Linked DNA regions of Homo sapiens: region 1 is linked to region 2. Evidence: read pairs that join two places in POLR2A ChIA-PET (ENCODE). Cell type or tissue: OCI-LY7. All regions are shown on one strand. Each heading gives the region's core, and the rest is flanking DNA. Links, peaks and the distances in the headings are about the cores only.

Region 1 (5,381 bases), core at 208-5,207, 140 kb before region 2:
GAAAAATTAGAAACAGAATGATCAGATGTTCCCGCAGTTGCATTTGTGGGTACCTACCAAAAAGAATTAGAAGCCAGGAGTGGAAGACAGATTTGTGTACACCCATATTCATAGCAGCATTATTCACAACAGCCAAAATGTGGAAGCAATTCAAGGGTTCGTGGACAGATGAATGAAAAAGCACACTGCAGTTCCTTCATACAATGGAAGACTATTCAGCCTTAAAAAAGCAGGCACTTCTGGCCGGTGCGGTGGCTCACACCTGTAATCGCAGCGTCTTGGAAGACCGAGGTGGGCGGATCACCTGAGGTCAGGAATTCAAGACCAGCCTGGCCATCTTGGTGAAACCCTGTCTCTACTCAAAATGCAAAAAATGAGACGAGCGTGGTGGCGTGTGCCTATAGTCCCAACTACTCAGGAGGCTGAGGCACAGGAATGGCTGGAACCCGGGAGGCGGAGGTTACAGTGAGCCCAGATTGTGCCACTGCACTCCAGCCTGTGCGACAGAGTGAGATTCCATGGAAACACAAAACAAAACAAAGTCAAACGAACAAAGAAAAAACTAACAAACAAAAAAAAAAAAAACAGAGAGGCACTTCTGACGCAGGCTGCAACATGGATGAACCTTGAAAACATTATCGTCAGTGAAATAAATAAATCCCAAAAGGATAAACACTCCCAGGCTCAGTGGCTCGCACCTGTAACCCCAGCACTTTGGGAGGCTGAGCCAGGCGGATCACTTCAGGTCAGGAGTTCGAGACCAGCCTGGCCAATATGGGCTCTATTAAAAATACAAAAATTAGCTGGGCGTGGTGGCGCACAGCTGTAATCCCAGCTACTCGGGAGACTGAGACACAAGAATCGCTTGAACCCATGATGTGGAGGCTGCAGTGAGGTGACATCACGCCACTGCACTCCAGCCGGGGTGACAGAGAAAGACTCTGTTTCCAAAACAAAAAAATTAAACACGGTATGATTCCACTTATCTATCAAGTGTCTAGAGTAGTTAAATTCATAGAGTTGCAAACTAGAAAGGTGGCCCCTAGGGGCGGGCGAGAGAGAGGAGTGGAGAGCTTGGTGAATGGGTGCAATTTCCATTTTGAAAGATAAAACTGTTCCAGAGACGATGATGGTGATGGTTGCTAAACAATGTGAACGTACTTCATGTCATGAAACTGTAAAGTGAAAAAGCATGGAAACTGTAAAGGTTTATACTGGCCATTCTATATGAACTAATATATATTTATAATTTTTAATATTTATACGAGGTATATTTTCCCATAATAAAAGATGAAAATTAAAGCAGTTGGATGTTTAAAAAGAAAAGAAAGAAGCGAAGAATACACACCAGCTTTCTCCTGATTAGAGGAAGAGCCCCAAAGCTTCTATGGACACTCACTTTTCTCTTCTTCTTCTTGCATTATTATGAGGAAATCCTTAGAGGTTGGGGAAGTTGGGTGACTTTGGCTAATAAGGAGCTCTGTGCCTTGAGCCCCCCAGGCCACAAAATAGTAAATAGTCAGTCTGTGCCTCCAGCCCTGTAGTGTGAGGTTCCAGTCCTGTGGGCTCCACTCCCGTCACCTGTATCAAGAGGCTCACGTCTCACCCTGTCTTCTTGCCAGCCTTGAGGATGGAGTCTGAGCCTCCATGTTGCACCACACAGGGAGGACAGTGGACCTGTTCTCCATGGTCATGGCCCAGCAGAGGGGAAGGGCAGTTCAGTGAGTGTAGGGAAAAGAAAGAGAGATCAGACTCTTACTGTGTCTATGTAGAAAGGAAAGACATAAGAGACTCCATTTTGAGAAAGACCTGTACTTTCAACAATTGCTTTGCTGAGATGTTGTTAATGTGTAGCTTTGCCCCAGCCACTTTGACCCAACCTGAAGCTCACAAAAACATGTGTTGTATGAAATCAAGGTTTAAGGGATCTAGGGCTGTGCAGGACGTGCCTTGTTAACAAGATGTTTCCAAGCAGTATACTTGGTAAAAGTCATCGCCATTGTCTAGTCTCAATAAACCAGGGGCACAATACACTGTGGAAAGCCGCAGAGACCACTTCCCTTGAAAGCGGCATATTGTCCAAGGTTTCTCCCCATGTGATAGTCTGAAAAGTGGCCTCATGGGAGGAGAAAGACCTGACCGTCCCCGAGCCCAACACCAGTAAAGGGTCTGTACTGAGGTGGATTAGTCAAAGAGGAAAGCCTCTTGCAGTTGAGAGAGGAAGGCCGCTGTCTTCTGCCTGCCCCTGGGAACTGAATGTCTCGGTATAAAACCCAATTGTACATTTGTTCAATTCTGAGATGGGGGAAAAACCGCCCTATGGTGGGAGGTGAGACATGTTGGCAGCAATGCTGCCTTGTTATTCTTTAGTCCGCTGAGATGTTTGGGTGGAGAGAAACATAAATCTGGCTTACGTACACGTCCAGTCATAGAACCTTCCCGTGAACTTCATGATGACATAGATTCTATTGCTCACATCTTCGTTGCTGACCTTCTCCTTATTATCACCCTGACTCCTACTACATTCCTTTTTGCTAAAATAATAAAAATAATAATCAATAAAAACTGAGGGAACTCAGAGGCCAGTGCCGGTGCAGGTCCTTGGTATGCTGAGCGCCGGTCCCCTAGGCCCACTGTTGTGTCTCTACACTTTGTCTCTGTGTCTTACTTTTTTTCTCAGTCTCTCATCCCACCTGACTAGAAATACCCACAGGTGTGGAGGGACAGGCCACCCCTTCAAGTGAGTGCTGAGGGACGGTCGGGAACCTTGTTTGTTTCCTCATCCTTAGGACGTACTGGAGACTGCGGTGGGCAGATGTGAGGAGAGCAATATGCAAACTCTGTGCTCAGCATACTGGAATTTCTGTTCTTGGTTGTGGTGGGGGTCTCAGAAATCTTATTCAAAATTTTGCTTTCCTCCCCCACTGGTTGTCCTTTTTATAGACATCTCACCCATGATAGCAGGGAATCAGTCCCTCTAAACTATTCCCTAAGAACAAAAAAGAGATTATGAAGGTGATGAGGATAAAGAGGATGACGACAGACACCATGGCATCATGAACCCTTACTGAGGGCTTACTGAAGGCCTGGCTCTGAGCTCTGTGCTCTATGCAGCTTGTTTCATTTCATCTGCATAGTCTCCATGTTATTAGTTCACATTTCATGATGATTTTACAGACTAGAAAAGGAGCAACGGATTTTCATGTAGCTTGTACCAGATCACGAAGTCAGAAAGGGTGAAGTCCAATTTGAACCAGGCAGTCTAAGTCCAGACACATGGCATTTGGCCAGTCCTCTCCCTGCATCCAACCTGCCCTCTCAAATCCTTGTCACTCAGGCCGATGCCCCTGCTCACTCTGCTCTTCCCTTTGGAGGTTCATTGTAGACCACAGCTAGACCAGTGGGTGCCACAATCACTGTGTCATGTTTAGAAGGGGCAGCTGAGATCACATCGAGGATTCCAGAAGGAATTGGCACAGGATCATTCGGGACGCATATCTCCCTTGTCCCTGTTCCTGGCTTTCCTTACAGTTCTTGACTTCCTCAAAGGAGTCATCAATTCAGCGTTTGGCTTCCATTCCTATTGAGGAATCTGGAAAGTGTTTCAAAAATGCTCCTCCGATGTGCCTGTGGTTAAGACCTCTGAGCTCTGCTTAAATCGTTTGGAAGCTGGGCGCGGTGGCTCACACGTGTAATCCCAGACTTTTGAGAGGCTGAGGCAGGCGAATCACAAGGTCAGGAATTCGAGACCAGCCTGGCCAACATGGTGAAACCCTGTCTCTACTAAAAATACAAAAAAAAGAAGAAAATTAGCCAGGCACGGTGGCGTATGCCTGTAATCCCAGCTACTGGGGAGGCTGAGGCAGGAGACTCCTTTGAAGCCGGGAGACAGAGGTTGCAGTGAACCGAGATCACGCCACTGCACTCCAGCCTGGGCAACACAGCAAGACTCTGTCTTAAAAAAATAAATAAATAAAAATTATGAAACAATGTGCTTGGATGGGCTTGGCAAACTTTAGCCATTAGCTCACGTACCACTTTGGAAGGGCATACCTTCAGTCACTTCGCCCTTTAATCCCTTTGCTCAAGACTAAAGTTCTGAGAGGAAGTCTAATCGGCTGAGTTGTGTCCATGTGGGCAGTGCAGGAAAGGGTGCAGCGGGAGGCGGCTCCAGGGATGTTTTTGGCTTCCATCATGGGGGAGCAGACGCCTGGATTATCCACCCTAACACATCTGGACAAAGGAAAATGAGGTTCTCTGAGGAAGGAGACATAGAGCCCAAGGAGCTAACTAAGAGACAAACAGTCATCCTGTCTTGTCACTTTCTTTTACACACGTGTGTACATTATCTTACACTTATCACTTTGTTTTCTTTCTCTCCTTTAATTGTACCCTGCTGCCAAAAGTTAAAATAAAATGAAAGTATTGAGATAGCTCGGTAACTGACTTTTGGTCAATTGCCTTTTCATATAGTGAACAGCTGCCCAAATCACACTGACAGAGACAGTGATTGTCTCTGTCTCTGTGCAAATTTGCAAGCGTTTGCATGATCACTCCCAATCCCCCAACACAGGGCTGTGTTACAGCACAATTTAGTTCAGTGTTTTGCTCTCTGCAACAGGGAGGTTCTCATCCATTACAGGTTGCAGTAAAAACAGGGGTACCATAAGCAACCACCTCTTTCCTCAACGATATGATGAAAGCAAAAGCCAAGTAGCTCCATGTATCCAACTTAAAAAAAAAAATTACGCCCGTGGGCTGCAGTTAGAGCTATGGCGGCGGCAGCTGTCACTGGGCCTAGCCCGGGGTGTGGACCTGGGGACTCCGCAGAAGGCCCCGGTGGGGAGGTTCACGGAGCGTCGGCGGAAGGCGCACAGGATGCTAAAGCTTTACAACGGCCTCTCAGAATGGGAGGCGGTGGGACTCCCCGCTGGGCCCGACCCCCTGGACCCCACTGATCTGAATGGGGCACACTTCGACCCGGAAGTTTAACTAGACAAGCTGCCTAGAGAGTGCCCTCTGGCCCAGCTGATGGACAGTGAGACGGACATGGTGCAGCAGATCCGGGCTCTAGACAGCGACATGCAAACCCTGGTCTATGAGAACTACGATAAGTTCATCCCAGCCACAGAAATTGACAAACAGCATAAAACTCTATGAGGAACTGCAGGAGACCCAGAATTTCCCAAATAACCTTGTAGAAGAGGAACAAAGTTGGAAGACTCACAAAAAAAAATATACATATATATATAAAGTTGTGTTTTCATTCAGTTGTAAATGTTTAGTAATTTCTATTGTAATTTTTCATTTAACTCATGAAAGGATATTTTTAATTTTCCAAATGTATGCTTGTGTTTAGCTATCTTCTTGCTGTTGACTTC
Region 2 (5,354 bases), core at 355-5,354:
ATTTTGAATAGGAATATGCAGATGTTGAAACCATAGAAATGAAAGTCTCACTTTAATCCCTGATTCCTGGTCCTTACTTCTCCTCCTTAGTAACAACCATTTTTACCTCTTTTTGTGTCTCCTTCCAGATATTTTATGTACATATTTGTGTATATATGTACATATATATTTATATTACCTTTAAAAAACTCAAATAGAGGTCTACTGTTCAAACAGTTCTATACCTTGCTTTTTTCCCTCATACAATATAGTTTGAGCATCCCAAATTTGAAAATCCAAAATCTGAAATCTTTTGGGTACCAACATAACACTCAAAGAAATGCTGCTTGGATTTGGGATGCTTGCCTGGTAGGTATAATGCAAATATTTCAAAATGTGAAAAAATCTGAAATCTAAAACACTTCTGGTTCCAAGCATTTTGGACCAGGGATTAACCGTATGCTACTTATAGCCCATGTCATTAAAAAACAGTATTTTTAAACTTATTATTTTTATTTTTTAGAGACATGGTGGCACTCTGTCACCTATGCTGGTGTGTAGTGGTGCGTGTGATCGTAGCTAACTGCAGCCTTGACCTCCTGGGCTCAAGGGATCCTCTTGCCTTATCCTCCCGACTAGCTGGGACTAGAGGCGTGCACCACCACGCCTGGGTAGTTTAAAAAATTTTTCGAGACAGGGTCTTGCTATGTTGCCCAGGTTGATCTCAGACTCCTGGCCTTAAGCAATCCTCCCATTTCCACCTCCCAAAGTGCTGGGATTATGAGTGTGAGTCACCACACCTGGCCAACTTGTGTCCGTTTTTTTTTTTTTTCAGCTGCATAGTGTTTCATGTTATGTATTTCCTGTGATTTTTTTTCTTTTGGGTTTTTCGTATGTCCACACTGCATTAAGACAACCAGTGTTAGTCTTGAGACCACTAACAAGTCTTATCCCCAATCTGTGTCATTTCCACTAGAATTAAAGCTCCATTAATTTCCAAGGATAGGCTGGGCGCGGTGGCTCATGCCTGTTATCCCAGCACTTTGGGAGACTGAGGTGGATGGATCACCTGAGATCAGGAGTTTGAGACCAGCCTGGCCAACATGGCAAAACCCCATCTCTACTAAAAATACAAAAACTAGCCAAGCGTGGTGGGGGGTGCCTGTAATCCCAGCTGCTCGGGAGGCTTGAACCCGGGAAGTGGAGGTTGCAGTGAGCCGAGATTGTGCCACTGCACTCCTGCCTGGGCAACAGAGCAAGACTCCGGATCTCAAAAAAAAAAAAAAAAATTCCATGCGTAGACAAAATATATATCATTAGGATACATTCAATTGTAAATAATGGAAGTAATAATTTAAAAAACCCCAGGAAATCTAATAGTGACTTAAGCTGTAAAAATATTTTATTGTCTTATATAAACAGAAGCAACGAGATAGGTAATTCAGCACTAGTTTGGTAGCTCAGCAATATTTAGGACCCACATTTTTCCCCTCACCTTTATTTTCCTCATTATGTTGGCTTTTCAGCCTCCCTGTGTCACCTTTTGGTTGCATCATGGCGCCTCATCTCCAACCAGCACAACCAACTGCATTCAAAAACAGGATATGGAGGGCAAAACATTTTTTTACTGGGAAGATGCTGTCATTTTACATGGGAAGGAAAGAAATTCCCAGAAGTCTCCTAAACAGTGCTTCGTGAACTTTAGTGTGCATAGAATTACATGGGGAGCTTGTTAAAATACAATTCATATTGCATATTTGTGGGATATACTTCCAGAGATTCTGAAATGCATAGGTTTGGAGTAGGGCCTGAGAATTTGTATATCTATTAAGCTCCCATGTAATGCTGATGCTGTGGGGTCAGCAGACCATGCTTTTGAGTGCACTTCCTGTGTAATGTCTCATTACATTTCACTGGGATTTATAGTGCTGCCCCTCACTCCAAGTGTGTCTAGGAAAGAGAATATGATAGCCATATTGCCTGAAACCAGTCATTACTATCTTGAACAAAATGTGAATTCTGGTTAATGAGGAAGAAGGGAGAAATGGCTGTTGGAATAACAACTGTGGCTAGCACTTTTGCTGTTACAAATAATGCTGCGTGAATACTGGTGCTCTGAAGAAAAGGTAGATATAATTAAATTTTTAACAGATATTTTCAAAATTTTCTCTAAAGACCTTAGTTGGAATTATTTTACAATCAGCAGTCTATGAGAGTGCTTGTTTCTCCATTATCTTTACAACTTAGATGTGTTATCAAACATTTTGGTCTTTGCCAATCTGATAGGTAAAAAAAATGGTATCACTTCGTAGATTCATTTGCATTGCTCTCATGCATGAGGTTGAAGAACTTTTCATCTATATGAAAATCATGTATCTTTTTTTGTGAGCTGGCTGTCCATGTTAGACTTTGATTCTTTTTTCATTGATTACACATTTTTTCTTTTTTCAAATTTTAATTCCTGTTTAACAACATCCTAACAGTTTTTTTTCTTATGAATTTGTAGGAGCCGTTTATGTAATGGAATTAGCTTATGTGTTGCAAATTTATTTTCCCAGTTTGTTAGTCATTTGACTTGGTTTGCTTATTTTGATGTAGAGCTTAGTTGTGGTTACACGGGATTGTAAATTCTGTTGCTAAGTTGTGTGGATTGAGATCTCGAATAATGGTATAAGTATGCTTACCAAAAAATTTATAAATGATACTAAAACTGGGAGGTTTATCTAATATGTTGCATCAAAGAAAATCAAGATGATTTAAGTACGTATGAGGTATGAAAGTGTCAAGGTGGGTGTAATAGAAATGTAAGATCCTATTCTTTTTTTTTTTTTTTTTTTTTTGAGACAGCGTCTCACTCTGTTGCCTAGGCCCAGTTTGGAGTGCGGTGGCCATGATCTCTGCTCACTGCAACCTCCACTTCCTGGGTTCAAGCAATTCTCCTGCCTCACCCTCCCAAGTAACTGGGATTACAGGCACATGCCACCACAACTGGCTAATTTTTGCATTTTTGGTAGAGATGGGGTTTTACTATGTTGGCAAGGCTGGTCTCGAACTCCTGACCTCAGGCTCTCCACCTGTCTCAGCTTTCCAAAGTGCTGGGATTACAGGTGTGAGCCACCGCGCCCAGGCAAGATCCTACTCTTAAACAGAAATTATCTGGCTCAAAAGTTTTGTTTTCATTTGATGAGTCCCATAATCTAAGGTAAGTTGTATGATTTGGCTGTTAAAAAAAAAGCTAACATTGGTGAACACTTACAGAGGTACAGTGCTAGATTAAAAGAAGTAATAGTCCCTTTGTTCTTGGACTGTCAGATTATATCTATGTTGTATCCATTCTTGGATGTTACATTTTAAAAGGACAGGGATAATCTAAATTTTCTAGATGAATGAGACCAGAATAGTGAGAGCTTTAGCTACCATATCTTTTTTTTTTTTTTTTTTTTTTTGAGATGGAGTCTTGCTCTGTCGCCCCCCCCCCCCCCCCCCCGCCAACCCGCGGAGTGCAGTGGCACGATCTGGGCTCACTGCAACCTCCGCCTCCTGGGTTCATGCCATTCTCCTGCCTCAGCCTCCTGAGTAGCTGGGACTACAGGCGCCAGCCACCACGCCTGGCTAATTTTTTGTATTTTTAGTGGAGATGGGGTTTCACCATGTTAGCCAGGATGATCTCGATCTCCTGACCTCATGATCTGCCCGCCTCGGCCTCCCAAAGTGCTAGGATTACAGGCGTGAGCTTCCACGCTGTCCAGCCTCATTAGCCACCATATCTAATGAAAAACAATTGAAGAATTAGGATTTTGGTACTGAAGATAATACTTGGAAATATAACTATCCAAATATATTCAGAAGTTGTAAGATTTCCTGATTTCTAGTGACCTCTTTCCTCATTGCTGATATTGGTACTGAAGAGAAAGTAGTGTCTTGATGACTTTAGTTTCTTATTAACTGGAGGAGAAAAAAATGAAATGTTTGTCAGTCAGCAAGAGTATAATGCTGAAAAAGGCAGTTCTTAAAAAAATGTGTAGACAAGTAGAATACTAGATAGGTACATGTGATTTCTTTATATTTTATTTTTATTATTTGAGAGAATTTTTCAAGACTAGTCTTTCAAGAACATATTTTGAGGATGCTGTCCTCAAGGATTGTTAAAGTTTATAATTTTACACTACATGATAAAAAGTAAAGGTTGCTGTAATGTAGAAGTTGGCAGGGATTTATGTGTTAAAACTAGCTTTAGTTCATAACTCTGCTACTTGCTGTGTATAGTGGGACATTTATGAGATTTAATTGTCTCTTCTGCTGTTGAGGACAGTATCTGCATCTCAGAGTTTTGTACACTGCAAATAATTTATGCTGAGCTTAATGCCTGGCATGTAGATGGCATAAAATTAATGCCAGGTATTTTTAGTGGCAACTGTTCTTGACAGCATTGCTTACATTTTTGGGTTTTCTATTTGTACATGTGCATCAAGGTAAGTTGGGAGGTTATATCAACAAATACATTTGTATCATCAAGCTTTACAAATATATCCCAAGAATTACTACCTATGGGGGTTTTTCCATACCACACCTAATTCACCTTCAGTTCTATGACACTGAGTGTTCAACAATTCCATTCAATTCTGACACTGTCTACCTGGAGTTAGTGTCAGATCTCAAGTTAAAGGGCTCAGTCCCAAAAGACTGCTGCTGCTTGAGATGCTAGTCACAAGTCTTGGGCCACCCACACTTCTGTCTGGCTTGGCTGCAAATTCAGGGGTTCTCGTGACCCCTTCCTCAGGTTCGTTAATTCACTGGAAAGACTCATAGAACTCAGGAAAACACTTATGTTTATCAATTTATTATAAAGGGTACAACTCAGGAACAGCTAAATGAAATAAATACATAGGGCAAGCTATGGGGGAGGGGTGTGAGGCTTTCATGTCCTCTCTGGGCACAAAACCCTCCCAGCACCTCCATGTATTCACTACCTGGGAATCTTTCCAAACCCCATCATTTAGTCAGTCCCCAGTTCCTCTCTCTTCCCCAAAGGTTGAGGAGTGGAGGACTAAAAGTTCCAATACTCTAATCGCTTGGTTGGTTCCCCTGGCAACCAGCCCTATCCTGAAGCTATCTAGAGGCCCACCAAGAGTCACCTAATTAGTATAAACTCAGGTGTGGTTGAAAGGAATACATTATGAATAACAAAAAGCGCTTCTGTTATTGAGGAAAACCTAAGGGTTTTAGGAGCTCTGCCAGGAATCAAGGACAAAGACCAAATATGTATGTTTCTTATAGCACACTACTATACATAAAACTAGATTTTGTTTTTAGAACAGAGGGCTGGGTTTCAGAATATCAGTATTGAATTCCTTAGGTCATTGATATATTTCTTT

Evidence for each region. Peaks named below come from ENCODE experiments on the same cell type or tissue, not always from the same donor. Only the 100,000 strongest peaks of a DNase experiment are listed, where the experiment ranks them.
Region 1: POLR2A ChIA-PET joins it to region 2 with 6 read pairs; 2 of 35 experiments call an interaction of 5 or more read pairs at or near these places.

The regions. Positions count from the first base shown.
Region 1 is chr3:130,012,933-130,018,313 of GRCh38, reverse strand. It overlaps the pseudogene VPS51P10. Among named protein-coding and RNA genes, the nearest start is that of TRH, 41 kb to the right of the region's middle. In OCI-LY7, for the core only: a CTCF peak has its summit at 909; no DNase peak of the experiment used is centred there.
Region 2 is chr3:129,868,831-129,874,184 of GRCh38, reverse strand. All of the region lies in intron 2 of TMCC1 (transmembrane and coiled-coil domain family 1), which reads left to right. Among named protein-coding and RNA genes, the nearest start is that of TMCC1, 22 kb to the left of the region's middle. In OCI-LY7, for the core only: no CTCF peak of the experiment used is centred there; no DNase peak of the experiment used is centred there; H3K4me3 peaks cover 954 bases; H3K27ac peaks cover 906 bases.